Linked DNA regions of Homo sapiens: all the other regions are linked to region 3. Evidence: chromatin contacts called from ENCODE Hi-C or POLR2A ChIA-PET data. All regions are on one chromosome and are shown on one strand. The core of a region is the stretch at or near the end of the contact, and the rest is flanking DNA. Distances in the headings are between cores, read along the strand shown. Region 1 overlaps ZNRF2 (zinc and ring finger 2). Region 2 holds the start of GGCT (gamma-glutamylcyclotransferase). Region 3 overlaps NOD1 (nucleotide binding oligomerization domain containing 1).

Region 1 (4,217 bases), core at 1,006-3,505, 85 kb before region 3:
TCTGTTACTGAGATCTTCATTCTTACTATAATTTTTGTTTGTTAGGAGCTCTTCCATGAGTAATTTTCGTTGGACAGTCTTAATGGGTAGTATAGTTTCTGAGCTATTAGACGCCCAAAATATTTTTTCATTTGCCTTTACATATGAATGCTATCTTGGGTGTATATAGGATTTTTAATTTCAGTGTTTTTTTTTTTCTGTTAAGTCTGATTTTTTTTTTTTTTTTTTTTTTTTTTTTTTTTTTGTGCGTGTGGTGGCATTTTGCTCTTGTTGCCCAGGCTGCAATGCAGTGGCACGATCTTGGCTCACTGCAACGTCTGCCTCCTAGGTTCAAGCAATTCTCCTGCCTCAGCCTCCTGAGTAGCTAGGATTACAAGTGCCTGCCACCACGCCTGGCTAATTTTTGTATTTTTAGTAGAGACAGCATTTCACCATGTTGGCCAGGCTGTTTTCCAACTCCTCAGGTGATCCGCCTGCCTCGGTCTCCCAAAGTGCTAGGATTATAGGCATGAGCCACTGTGCCTGGCCAAAGTTATTCTACTTTTTAACTTGCAGTATTGTAGATAAGAAGTCTGGCTTTGTCTCACTATTTTTTTTTAATTTTAATAACCTAGTCTTTCCATTTGGAAGCTTACAACATAATTTCTATTTTTGAAAGCCAGAATTTTTTTGTTTTTTCACCGTACTCCCATCTCTAATTAATCCTGCATCTATTTAAGTGTTTTTTCACTCTATTCCTATCTCTAATTCATCCTGCTTGAGACTTCATGAGCCCTTTCAGTCTAAAATCAAGTCTTATTTAGCCTAGGGATTACTTTCTTCTAGTATTTCTTTGATTGTTTTTTGTTTGTTCCTTTTATTCTTCCTGTGACTTCTGTAATTTTAATATTAGAGTTTTTAGATTTGTCTTCTTACAGTTTTATTAATGATTTTTGGTTTCTTTGGAGTTACTTACATGATATTTATTCTAGACTACTAATTTGTTATTTTCAGTGACTTTTTCACTGCCTCTGAAATATTAAATTGAAAAATTACGGGTTTTTTCATTCTAGGAATTTTTACTGGTAAAGTTGTCATCATTGTTGCCTCCTTCCTTCCTGTCTTCCCTCATTTATTCTGTCCCTATAGTAGGTGCCTATTTAAATTTTTTGGTGTGATTCCCCCTCATCCATTCCTGCATATACTTACATAGTTAATGATCTTTCTCAGTTATATAATGTTACGAGTTACAGAATCTCTCATTACCTATGTCGGTCATACTGTTATCTTTTTTCTCAAATAGAAAAAAATAGAATGAAAGTTATTTCTCTTTTGTGAGCCTGTTGGTCAGTAGCCTGTCACACGAAGAATTTTTGTTTGAATTTGGAAATTGTTCCTTGGAGCAGGGAGAGTTTTCATTTTCATCCCAACTCTGGCTTCTTTCTGGTGCTTTCAGTGTCAGTGAGAGCAGCCTTCCTCCCTGCTCTGTTAGATTCACTTAGGTACTGCTGACTGCTTGGGCAGTTTAAGGATTAGAGGACATTGACCAAGTCCAGTGAAAAGAAATAAACCTTTTCCCAAATCAATGTGTTTTTCACCCTTTCCTTAGAACAATTAAAAAGAAAAAAAAATCCATGGTGGTACATGCTTGTAGTCTCATCTACTCTGGAGGCTGAGGCAGGAGAATCGCTTGAGCCCAGGAGGCAGAGGCTGCAGTGAGCTGAGATTGTACCACTGCACTCCAGCCCAAGTAACAGAGCAAGACTCTGTCTCAAAAAAAATAAAATAAAACAAAATAACTTCACACTTGCTGTTTCTTGATTTTCACATGGTTGGTTACATTACCTGAGGTTTCAGATGAATCTAGATTTATATTCTCCAGGATCCAGCAATTAGTCACAGTTATTTTAGTAGTTTAGGAGCAAGGTAAAGGGGATCAAGAAAGATTTCTCAGTTGTTCATGTTGCATAAGTTCTAATTTAGCCAGAGCTGCTGGTTCTTAGATACTTGATTTTTCTAAATATGTTAGAATTTTATGTTTTGCCTTAATATCTCAGGAATGGACATTTTAAATATTTTTCCTGTTCATACATACTTTTAATACTTCACCCACATATACTAATAAACATGCAAGCATTTATTGGTAAACTTGGCACATTTATATATTCAGTACTTTTTGGTTGAGTGGCTGACACGCACTTCCTGTATAAAGAAGTCAATACACTTAAAAATGTTAAAAAAAAAAAAAAAAAAAAGATCTGACTTCAGCTGAGTCACCAAAACCACAAGCAGTCAAAGTGCTCAAGTCAGTGGCAACAACAACCCATTGCTTTGGGGCATTTTCTCTGTTCATTGGCTCTTCACTTGTTGCTTGGTGTTTTCCTTAGTCTTCTGAGATCGGTTGCTTCATTAGTTGTTCAAAAAATATTTATTGAGCACTTAGAATGTGCAAAACACTATGCTGCATGCTGGGATAAGCTAAATCTACAAGGTCCCCTGCCCTCATAGAATTTACCCTGTTTCTTTAATACAGAGGTGGCAAAGGATTGGCCACATCTGACTCACAGCCATGTTTTATTTTGCTTACACAGCATCAGAAATGTTTTTTGAGCATTCACAAATGAGAATATTCATCTGAATACCTATATTTCCACCTGCTTTAATATACATCTGGCCACCCTGGGCCTTTATTTTCCCATGGCATTCTACTCGTAAAAGCAGCTGCCCCTTTTTGATAGGACTACATGTACCGGTTTGCTTCCATTCTCTAAAAATCCCTGAAACCAAGACCAAATTCAACAGGCATTTATTGTTACAATTGTACTATTCTTTTTTCTTATAAAATAGTTAAGATGAGCTGCATCTTTAGGCATCTGAGTTTGTGACCCATGCATACTGATTATAGTCAGCCTGCTAATTATCTCATAGCCTCTAGAAGAAGCAGAAGAGAAAAAGCCTTACTTACATACTTCACTTTCAACAAAAACAGTAGTAGATATGCACATTGTAATACTACTCCTCAAATTCATTCTAACAAAATGATATCGAATCCAGATTTATAAATGTAATGATAGTTCTGATGTAACATTTGATATTTATTGTTGTATGTTGTCATAGCTGTGTGAATTGGCATTTTCCAGCTTATTTCAATATTGCTGTAGTAAAATTTTGTTTACAATCAGCTAACATTTAGTGCCTTTTACACATTTTCACATTCATTAGATTTATTTTTAATCATCCGTATTAAAGACCATGTGAGATGTAGGTATTATCACTTGCAATTTATTTTATGAAAATGAGGCTCAAAGAGGTTTGTGACTTGTCCAAAGCTCAAGCCTGTTCTTTTTCCATGAGACTGCCTTCATTTGCATTATCTCCTAAGATCTTCACAAGGATCCTAAGAGACAGGTCAAGCAGGTTTTATCATTATTACCACTTAAGATTGCAGAAAACAAACTCAGACTCCCTTCTTGCGAATAATCACGTAGCTAGTGTTCAGAACATACCTGCTCTGTTCCAGGTATCTCACTAGGCATTTGAGAGGTATTATTTATTTCTACCACTACCCTGTGAGGTAGGTACTGTTATCCTGTTATATTCCATAATAAATTGGAAGAGTTGGAGTTTGAAACTAAACTGTAAATTAAAAAAAAAAAAATTGCTACGTATTACCCAGATTGCTGGACTCTTTTATTGCCACTATGAGCCTACATACATTAAAATTTAAACATTTGTCTAATTTTAAAAGTATACAGTAATAAGCTTGAAAATCAGATAAAGATATTAGCTTTGTTGTGTTTTCAGGACTGGTGCTTTTCTCTCCTAGTGATTGAATAGAAATGAACCTGAAATTTTACTTCAAAGTATACTTTATTCTATTTTGGTCTGTATTCAATAGTTCCATTTTTTTTCTTGTTCATGTAGACAACTCATTTAGGAAAATATTTGTTTAGGTTTTAACAAATCAGTGTAATTGATTTTAAGTTTTAGTTTATTGTTGATTTGTGACAATGAGAGGGCATAGGAAAATTATCTTAGTTTGATTTCATGGTTGGGAAATAACTTGGTAATCTAATAATTTCCTAGACAACTTGTGTGACTACTTGTGGCTTGTTAGGTAAATACTCAATACTTATAAAATACTTAATCCTGAGTTAGCTTTTTAAGGTAAGTTAGGAGCAAAAAGGCCCAAGAAAGCTATGTCTAGGTGTGGAATTAGTGCTCCTTTTGTATATTGT
Region 2 (4,440 bases), core at 1,091-3,590, 72 kb after region 3:
TAGAACAGGGCCTAGCACACAGTAAGTACTTAATAAATGTTTGCTAATATTATTCTGTTCACTTGACTGTTTAGCAAGCATTTCAAATTCAAAATGTTCAAACTGAACTTAAAATTTTCTCCTCCCAAGCCGGATTTTCCTCTTTTCTCTGCAAACATCACCTGCATCTACCTGGTGCCAAAAACCTGAGTCATCTTTGGTATTCTCTTCACACTCAATCACTATGCTTTAACAATGTTATCTCCAAATTAGTTCTCAAATCCATCCACCCTGCCCTGCCACCACCCTAGTTCAAGATGCCATTCATTATCTTTGGCATAAATTGCTGCAAAAACTTCTTGAACTCTCCACATTCACTCTTCCCTCCTTCAAATCTATTTTCCATGTGACCAGAATGGGCTTTTGGAGATAGAAATCTATCTTTCATGTGCTTTAGTTCTGCAGTGTGTCTTATTTGGCTTCTGTGGTCCTGGAAGATGTGGCCCTTCCACATATCTCCAGTCTTCATGCCACATTCCCCTTACTAAACTCCAGCCACACTGACTGAAAGATCCAGCTTCCTCTTTCTTCAGGTCCTTTGCAGAAGATGCTGTTCCCTGTTTTGTGTGCTCCCCACCTCTACAATCATTCAGGTCTCAACTTAAAAGTCACATTTTCAGGCAGGGCTTTCCTGAGCATCCTGGTTAGGTCAGGTACCCTGGTCATACGCCCCATTGCACTTTGCATGCCTCCTTTTTAAGATGGACCATATACCTGTAACTGAATAATCCCTTGTTTAATATCTCTTCCCCTTGCCCTGACTGTAAGCATTTGGACTCCCTTCCTACAGTTGGGAAATTCCCTACCTTACGAGTTTGGGAATAGGGAGTATCAGAGCCTGACTCCCATTTTTGAGGCTTCAAAGGCCAGAAGCTGGTTCTCTCAGTTTTGCTTAAAATCACGGCATGGGTACGTGGCCAAAACTTAGCCAATCGGGACATTCTGGGGCTTTCAATTAGAAGCTAGTGCCCAAGACAGCAGGGACTCCAGAGAGGCTGACACATTTGGGTTTCAGGAACTGCAGGGATGTACAGAGGCAGGCAGTGTCCAGGGCAGGGGGTGGTGGACAATACAGCATCCACGTTTACCAAGTTCAGCAGTGGCGTGGAAGAGGCTCCGTGGGCTGGTTCTGTTGTGTGATGCCCACTGTATTACAGTTGCTGTGCCTCCCTTTATGCTTGTCCGTTTTGTCAGCTTTGTACTCCTGCCTTCCTGGTCATTCTGTGAGCTCTCCAATAGCCTTTCAACACATTCTTTTTTTTTTTTTTTTTTTTTTTTTTGCTTAAATCAGCCAGTTTCTGTTGCTTGCAACTAAGAACTCACGATGTTAGCAGAGATCATGTTTGTCTCATTCGACGCTGTCAAAAAGGTTTTGAACATAATCTATTGCACCTCTGTCCTACAGACTGAGAGTTCCTCGAAACAGCCACTTTACTCAATCATGTTTATACCCTTAGTGTTAAGTGCCGGAAGAATATGTACTAAATGAATGAATGGACTGGGCTGAAGAGCAATGATTTACCAACACTGGTTATAGTTCATGCAGCCCCTTGACCTAACTGAACACAGCATTATTACAAATAAGACATGGTCCCAGCTTTCAGGACCTCTTAGATGAGGAGCGAAAGGCAGGTAAACGGATTTTCACAATGCCAGGTGAGAAGTGCTGTAACAAAGGTTATGTACAGAACAGAAGGCAACCAATTCCCAGACACGGGTCAGAGAAGACTCTCCAGAAGTACCAACTGTATGCAATCTGTTAAGTTAGTGGACGAGAGGCCAAATCGGTGCAGACCGAGCAGCCGGTGCAAAGGCCAGGAGGGGGAAAGCTCCAGGCAGCCCGAGAGGGCACCGTGGCCCGGGCAGGGCCGGGCAGTGGGCGCAGCGGAGGAGGTGGACCCGCCCAGGAGGCGGAAGCCGCGTCCTAGTACCCTCATCAAGAAGAACTGCATTCCTGGCCCGATCGGCCACGTGTGCCCCCGAGGAAGCGCCTTCTGGGCATCCCGGCCCCGGCGTGGGTAGCGCGGGAGGGGGCACTCACCTGCAGGCGGGCCACACAGAAGAACGCCGCCGAGGGGTTTCGGAGGTGGATCCTCTCTGTCAGCAGGTTGCTGCCGTAGGCAAAGTACAGAAAACTCTCCTCATCTGGACCCGTGACGTCCTTGCAGCCCGAGTTGGCCATATCCCACTACGCCCCTGCACTGGAGCCTGAAGCAGAGTGTAAGGAACGGCCAGAGAGCGCAACACTGGGGCCCACTACCCCGGCGCAGTGACCGCCGCGCGGCAGCCTCAGGGTTAGGGGACTGGCGGGAAGCGTGGGCCGGTCGAGTCAGGAGCGAGCGCTCTCCTGATTGGCTGCCGGTCCCCACCGACCTGAGTCGCCCCCTTTGATTGGCCATCCCCACGGCCTTCCCTCCGCCTTCCGCCGAGACTCAGAAATAGTCTGTCCTGAAGCAATCCGGCGCTGGCTCCTCATTGGACACGACCTACTGATGTCCCGCCCCTCCTTGCTCAAGGCTTCCTCTGATTGAGGGGTGGACAGGCACTCCTCACAGGCGGGTCGGGTCCCATGGACACTGGCTGAAGGTCGTGGCGCGTGACTGGTTTCTTCGCTCTGGGGTGCTTGTGTGTGGTTCTTTGGTACTTTCTGTGCCTTAGGAAGTTCTGGTCAGATCTGAGGCGAAACAGCGGCCCAGGCGACTCCATCAACGGCTCCCTCATCCGGCAGCTCGCCGGGTCCTGCCTTCCTGGCCTAGAGGAGTCGGGCAGGACGGGTCCGTTCACCCTTTCTGCTGGTTCCGGCACCCCCAGCACTGGTCATCAATCTGACCCCTTTCCACGGACCCGTCGCCTGCTGGAGCGGCCCCTCTGAATGCTTGGGACTCCCTTCCCTGTTACATGGAAGTTACATGCCTGGGCTTAAATCCCGACGCTGCCATTTACTAGCCAAGTAACTTTGGGCACCTCTGGTCTCCGTTTCCTCTTTTTAAAAATCGGGATCATAATATAAGTTAGGGTCACAGTAGAAACCCCTATATTGTGTTTTGGTTACCCCCTCCCACACACACACACATCCTGGGTGTATTTTTTAAAACCTATATTGTTAACTTTTGAATGAACATAAGGGCATAGGAACATTGTCTATCCTTGACACCCAGCTATTAATCTCTAAATACCACCCCCCACTAAAAGGTACCAAGTGATCCTTCGAGAAATGACTGATGCCAGGTCAGGAGCTAGGAGTGAATGAGGACAACTTGGAACATCTTGTGTCAGAAGCTCAGGACGCCTCTCAAGACGAACGAGGTCCTTCTAAAAGGACATGGGAACCAGCCTGAAGTTGCCCACTGGCCAAAATTAGAACAATTTGAGAATCAAAAATAACAATGACTGCAAACTGAAAAATGATTGGAAACTTTAAACATAAAAAAGCCATTCCCCCCAAAGAGTAATCCAAATTAAAAAAAAAACTATAACTTCATTTGCCACACTATTGGTGGTGACTATTACACCAACTTTACTCTGCAAAGTGATAATTTAAGAAAACAAACAGGTATTCCGCCTTTCTAGTAGCAGCTGTATTTCGGGGTAACTGAAATACAGCTGATGACGAGCATCAGTTGATGAGGAAACAGTTCTCTTTACAAAAGTATGCCAACTAAGTCATCCTAAATGAATAATGGAATTTTATAATTGATTCATGCCAGGATCATCAGTGATATCATTTGGTGAAAAGGTGATAGGGAACAGGATATTCACTTGATGCCAAATTACTCCCTGAGGATTACTGCTGGTTACAATTTATTTATTTTATTTTTATTTTTTTGAGACAGAGTCTCACTCCGTCGCCCAGGCTGAAGTGCAGTGGTGTGATGTCGGCTCACTGCAAGCTCCGCCTCCCGGGTTCACACCATTCTCCTGCCTCAGCTTCCTGAGTAGCTGGGACTACAGGCACCCGCCACCATGCCTGGCTAATTTTTTGTATTTTTAGTAGAGACGGGGTTTCACCATGTTGGCCAGGATGGTCTTGATCTCCTGACCTCGTGATCTGCCCGCCTCGGCCTCCCAAAGTGCTGGTGTGTCCGGAATTGTGGGTTCTTGGTTTCACTGACTTAAAGAATGAAGCCGCTGACCCTCGCGGTGAGTGTTACAGTTCTTAATGATGGTGTGTCCGGAGTTCGTTCCTTCAGATGTTCAGATGTGTCTGGAGTTTCTTCCTTCTGGTGGGTTTGTGGTCTCACTGACTTCAGGAGTGAAGCTGCAGACCCTCGCGGTGAGTGTTACGGCTCTTAAAGGCGGTGCATCTGGAGTTGTTCATTCCTTCTGGTGGGTTTGTGGTCTTGCTGACTTCAGGAATGAAGCTGCAGACCTTCATGGTGAGTGTTACAGTTCATAAAGGTG
Region 3 (4,832 bases), core at 253-2,752:
ATGTGAGGGGAAACAACTATAACGCTTAACAGAAAACTTAGGTGGAGTTCTTTGTGATCTTGGATTAGGCAATCATTTCTTAGATAAGACACTGAAAGCACAAGCAACCAAAGAAAAAAATAGATAAATTGGACTTCATCAAAATTAAAAACTATTGGCCAGGTGCAGTGGCTTTTCGCCTGTAATCCCAGCACTTTGGGAGGCTGAGGCAGGTGGATCACCTGAGGTCAGGAGTTCAAGACCAGCCTGGGCCTAAATGGTGAAACCCCATCTCTATTAAAAATACAAAATGAGACAGGCATGGTGGCTGATGCCTGTAATCCCAACTACTCAGGAGGCTGAGGCAGAAGAATCGCTTGAACCCAGGAGGTGGAGGTTGCAGAGAGCTGAGATCATGCCACTGCACTCCTGTCTGGGTGACAAGAGCAAGACTCCATCTCAAAAAAAACAAAAATTAAAAACTGTTGTCCTTTAAAGGTCACTATCAAGAAAGAGGAAAAACTCCACAGAAAGAAAGAAAATACTTGCAAAACCTGTATCTAGTAAAGGTCTAGCACCCAGAATATATAGAGAACCCCTATAACTCAGCATTAGAAGACAAACCCAATTTTAAAATGGGCAAAGGATATGGAGACATTTCTCCAAAGAAGCTATACAGACTCCCAGTAGGCACATAAAAAGACATTCAACATTGTTGTCATCAGGGAAATGCAAATCAAAACCACAATATTACTTCACATCCACTAGTATAACTAGATTTTAAAAGATGGACAATAATAAGTGTTGGTGAGGATGTGGAGAAATTGGAATCCACATACATTGCTGGCGAGAATGTAAAATAGTACATCCACTTTAGAAAACAGTTTGGTGGCTCCTCAAAAAGTTACAGAATTGCCATATGACCCAGAAATTCTATTCCCAGGTATATTCCCAAAAGAGATGAAAACATATGTTCACCCAAAAGCATGAACAGGAGTGTTCACAGTAGCATTACGCATAATAGTCAAAAAGTAGAAACAACCCAAATGTCCCATCAACTGATTAATAAACTGCAAAATTTCCTTAGAGTGAATTATCATTTAGCCATAAAAAGGAATGAAACATGCTAGAACACAGAGACAAAAGGTCACATATTGCTTGATTCCATTTATATGAAATGCCCAGAGTAGGCAAATCCATAGAGACAGAAAGCGGATTAGTGGTTGCCAGGGTCTGGGGAGGAGGACAGGGAGTGACTGCTTAATGGATACCAGGGCTTTTTGGAGTGGGGAGGAGGAGTGAAAATGTTCTAGAATTAGGTGGTGATGGTTGCACTAAAAACCTCTGAATTGTATACTTTAAGAGAGTGAATTTTACAGTATGTAAATTTTATCTCAAAAAATACTTTTGAAAAGTAGCACAGTCTGAAATTGTAAGGCTCTCTGAGTTACCATAAATGCTTTAACGTCTGGTTGACTTTCAACATTTCTGCCAAACTCTCTGCCACTTCATCGTTGAGTTCATTTTGGGTCAGCCTAAGGAAAAAAAAGGAAGTATTTACTCAAGAGAGCCTACTTGGCAGACATTGTTTTAGAGTTCACAGGAGCGGGAGCTCAGCCCAAGGCTCTCCAGCTATGCAGATGATCACTTGCTGAGAACCCAGAAAACAGCCAGGCTCCAAGCCCAGCCTGTCAGCCCCACAGAAGGTCAATGGGACTCATTTTTAATGCAAATCCTGTACCTGGGCTCCTATTTCTTAGCCCAGCTACCTGTAGAGGAGCCCACCCTCCCTCCCCACCTTTGCTGAGCCCTCAGATTTCATGGAAGATGGGGGCCCACGGAAAACAAAGGGCCAATGCCTGCTTCTCAGTTCTCCTCTAGTCCCAGGGTCCCTTGAACACCACTGACAGTGTGTTATCCAAGTTAGTTTGAAGACCTGAAACAGTCACTGACTGCACATTAAAATGTGTTCAGTACTTTGCTCTCAGTTAACTTGTGAGGGACCCAAGTTAAGTGACTGAAAGTTCAGGAAGTCTCTCAATGGTCCTTAGAACCAGAAGTGGTCTGGATAAAGCACCAAAGCTCCTTGGTGTAAACAGGGTAGGACCCACTTGTGCCAGTGGACGAAAGAATCATTAGGAAGAAGAATAGAACAGAAAGAACATTTAAAAAAAAAAATTCCTTGAAGGGCAGTTTGGATGTGCCTGCCCAAATTTTTAATGTGCTTCATTTTAAGACAATCAGACTTCTAGAAATTTACCCTACAGTGTGCAAGGATATACACACAAAGCTTTATACATTGCAGCATGCATTGTGGTATTATCCTAATGTAAAATCTGAACAAATTTAGATCAGAAACAACTGATGAAATATATTGTGATATCTATTCGAGATGTTGTGCAGCTTGTAGGGAGAATGAGGTAGAATGAGGAGGGAGAAGAACACAGCATTGACATCTACTCCGGACTCAGCCTGGGCAGGTTTGTATCACCCACCAGCAGGGTGACCTCGGGCAACAGGCTTAAGTTCTTTGGGTCTGAGTTTTCTCACTGGTGAACGTTAACAGTAGAGATCGTATAGAGTGGTTGTGAGGCTGAGTGAGTTAACACAGGGAAAAAGTGTAGAATAACACATGGCATGCAGTCAGCACTTGAGGGCTTCTAGGTGTTGACATTACTACTATCCATGTGATTTCACTCTCCATGGGGCACCTGGCCATGTCCGGAGGCATTTTTGATCCTCACCACTGGGAGGTACAGGGCAGAGATGCGGCTAAACCGTCTATGATGCACAGGACAGCCCTACCATAATAAAGAATCACTTGGACCAAAATGTCAACAGCATCAAGATGGAGAAACCCTAAAGGAGACATGTAAAGTATGTGATTACAATATTTTTAGAGCCACTGCTTGAATGCTATTCTGTTTTGCATATCTTTGAACATACATAGAACAAAAGGCTAGAAAGGAAAGGTTATTTTGGAAAACACAAAGGGAGGTACTTTCACTTCCTCCTTTTAGCAGGAACTTTAGGAGGTACTTTCATGTCCTCCTTTAGTGTCTTACATTTTTTCCAAAAAACATAAACTACTTTTCAAAATGTTAAATGATTTGTTGAGGGGAAAGAATTTAAAATGCACTTACTGGACAGCAGGCCTAATGTCAAAACTCTCTCATGAAGAGGATATTGTCATTATTCTCAGTAACTAATTTAGCAAGATCAAATGAGCACTGGGCTCTGAGTAGATGATAGGGAGGGTTGTAATACAACTCCCTCACTTAACCTGTAAGGAATGTTTTTTTTTTTTGTAGATAGAGGGTCTCGCTATATTGCCCAGGCTAGTCTCGAACTCTTGGCCTCAAGCGATCCTCCCACCTCAGCCTTCCAAAGTACTGGGATTACAGATGTGAGTCACTGCTCCCAGCCACCTGTATGGAATTTATGATACAGAGATGTAAATACAAATAAAGCAAAATAAAACATTAAGTGGCCATAAAAAAGGGAACACCAACAAAAAACACTCTCAGGAGGCCACATCCACTTAGTAAGTGCCCTAGAGTGCAGAGAGGGAGCGAGGACTGTGGGCTTCAGGTGACAAGTGACAGATGAGCTGGATGGAGCATAAAGGCCAAACCCTGATGTGAAGACCTGGGGAAGGAGGAGGCTGCCTGGGGGAAGGCAGATGAAGAGGAGGAAGGGAGAAAATTTTGAGCCAAGTGTGTGGAAGTTGGCCTCTGCTAAGCACATCTGAAGGTATCCAAGGATACCTGGATAGCTTGCATGGCCAGCGTTCTAGTTCTCCTGGGGCCTAGAAGGCCAAGGCCTCAGATCCAGGCTCCCGGAGCCCACTTCCTCCTCCTGTACCTGTTTATGCTTGTAGAAGTGGCTATTCTCTTCTCTAGGAGGAAATTATCAACTTAACTGAAAGGCCTAGAGCCTTTCCAATTGGGAGACACCTTTTCTGTTAAGATTCCAGGCCATGTGCAGCCCCTGGGATAATTCCTGGGACCTAAACCCTCCAAAATGACTCTGTGCCAGGTGCAGTGGCTCACACCTGCAATCCCAGGGCTTTGAGAAGCCAGGGCAGGAGAACTGCTTGAGCCCAGGAGTTCAAGACCAGCCTGGGTAACATAGCAAAACCCCATCTCTACAAAAAATTTTAAAATTAACTGGGTGTGGTGGTGCATGCCTATAGTCTCAGGACTCGGAAGGCCAAGGCGGGAGGTTCGAATGAGCCTGGGAGGTGGAGGCTGCAGTGAGCTGAGATCACACCAATGCACTCAAGCCTGGACGACAAAGCAAGACCCTATCACAGAAAAACAAACAAACAAATGAAATGACTCGAGCTATTACCACAGTATTTCTAGAGACGTGTTCTGCTGCAGGGCCCTCGCAAGGCTCTTTCCTCCTTCTGTGGAGATGCCGTTGGACGCAAGACTAGGAAGGAACACACTTGGGGTGAATTATTAAAGACACATCTACATTCAATCTTAGCTTCAACATCAGAACAGCTGGGAAGCCTCTGCCTGGCTGTGGCCCCAGCCCAGGCTCACTCGGGGCAGGATGCAGAAGTGTTCAGCTGCAGCAGTAGTGCCCAGGCGCTGCTGCCCCAGAGCCCACACACAGAGCACAAGGGCAGGCTGGACGGGAAATGGGTCATCAGCACAGCCTGCTCACACAACAGTGGGCTGGGGTCGGCACCTCAGGTTTCTGCACATGGGCAGGAGGCTGGCGAGGCCTGGCAAGCTGTCCTTCTAAAGGCTGGCCCCATCAAGGTACCCCATCTGCAAGACCTGGCAAAGTCTCTTCTGCTACTGTCCCCACCTTCTTGGACTCTTTTTCAGTGGTAGGAA

What was found. A loop is a pair of places that touch in the nucleus more often than their neighbours do. ChIA-PET counts read pairs that join two places held with the same protein, here RNA polymerase II (POLR2A). Pooled maps may share reads with other maps.
Region 1: a loop to region 3 is called in a map of CD14-positive monocyte, with 3 times the contacts of the local background. The contact joins two enhancer-like sites. A Hi-C loop is called at or near these places in 3 of 168 maps with a recorded cell type or tissue (B cell and CD14-positive monocyte), 2 of 37 single-sample maps with no recorded cell type and 5 of 50 pooled maps. POLR2A ChIA-PET finds 5 or more read pairs at or near these places in 3 of 52 experiments (B cell, activated T-cell and naive thymus-derived CD4-positive, alpha-beta T cell).
Region 2: a map of ascending aorta shows a loop between it and region 3 (2.2-fold over the local background). The contact joins the promoter of GGCT here to the enhancer-like site in region 3. A Hi-C loop is called at or near these places in 4 of 168 maps with a recorded cell type or tissue (B cell, ascending aorta, left cardiac atrium and 1 more) and 12 of 50 pooled maps. POLR2A ChIA-PET finds 5 or more read pairs at or near these places in 6 of 52 experiments (BJ, PC-3, T-cell and 3 more).

What each region holds. Positions count from the first base shown.
Region 1 is chr7:30,345,961-30,350,177 of GRCh38, forward strand. All of the region lies in intron 2 of ZNRF2 (zinc and ring finger 2), which reads left to right. Among named protein-coding and RNA genes, the nearest start is that of LINC01176, 43 kb to the right of the region's middle. RefSeq lists a silencer at 2,193-2,487. Within about 2 kb of position 2,256, at least 14 of the 41 ENCODE cell types and tissues checked have a DNase peak (open chromatin) inside an H3K27ac peak, as active enhancers do; they include B cell and CD14-positive monocyte, where a contact is called at or near this core.
Region 2 is chr7:30,502,489-30,506,928 of GRCh38, forward strand. It overlaps GGCT (gamma-glutamylcyclotransferase), which reads right to left and starts at 2,341. Exons shown (of 4, transcript NM_024051.4): 1 at 2,081-2,341. The coding sequence starts at 2,221. RefSeq lists enhancers at 1,549-2,428, 2,077-2,286, 2,429-3,307, 2,727-2,816 and a silencer at 1,747-1,926.
Region 3 is chr7:30,431,666-30,436,497 of GRCh38, forward strand. NOD1 (nucleotide binding oligomerization domain containing 1) reads right to left here. Exons shown (of 14, transcript NM_006092.4): 11 at 4,333-4,416; 12 at 1,431-1,514. Among named protein-coding and RNA genes, the nearest start is that of LINC01176, 43 kb to the left of the region's middle. RefSeq lists an enhancer at 2,618-2,757. Within about 2 kb of position 1,503, at least 18 of the 41 ENCODE cell types and tissues checked have a DNase peak (open chromatin) inside an H3K27ac peak, as active enhancers do; they include B cell, CD14-positive monocyte, ascending aorta and 1 more, where a contact is called at or near this core.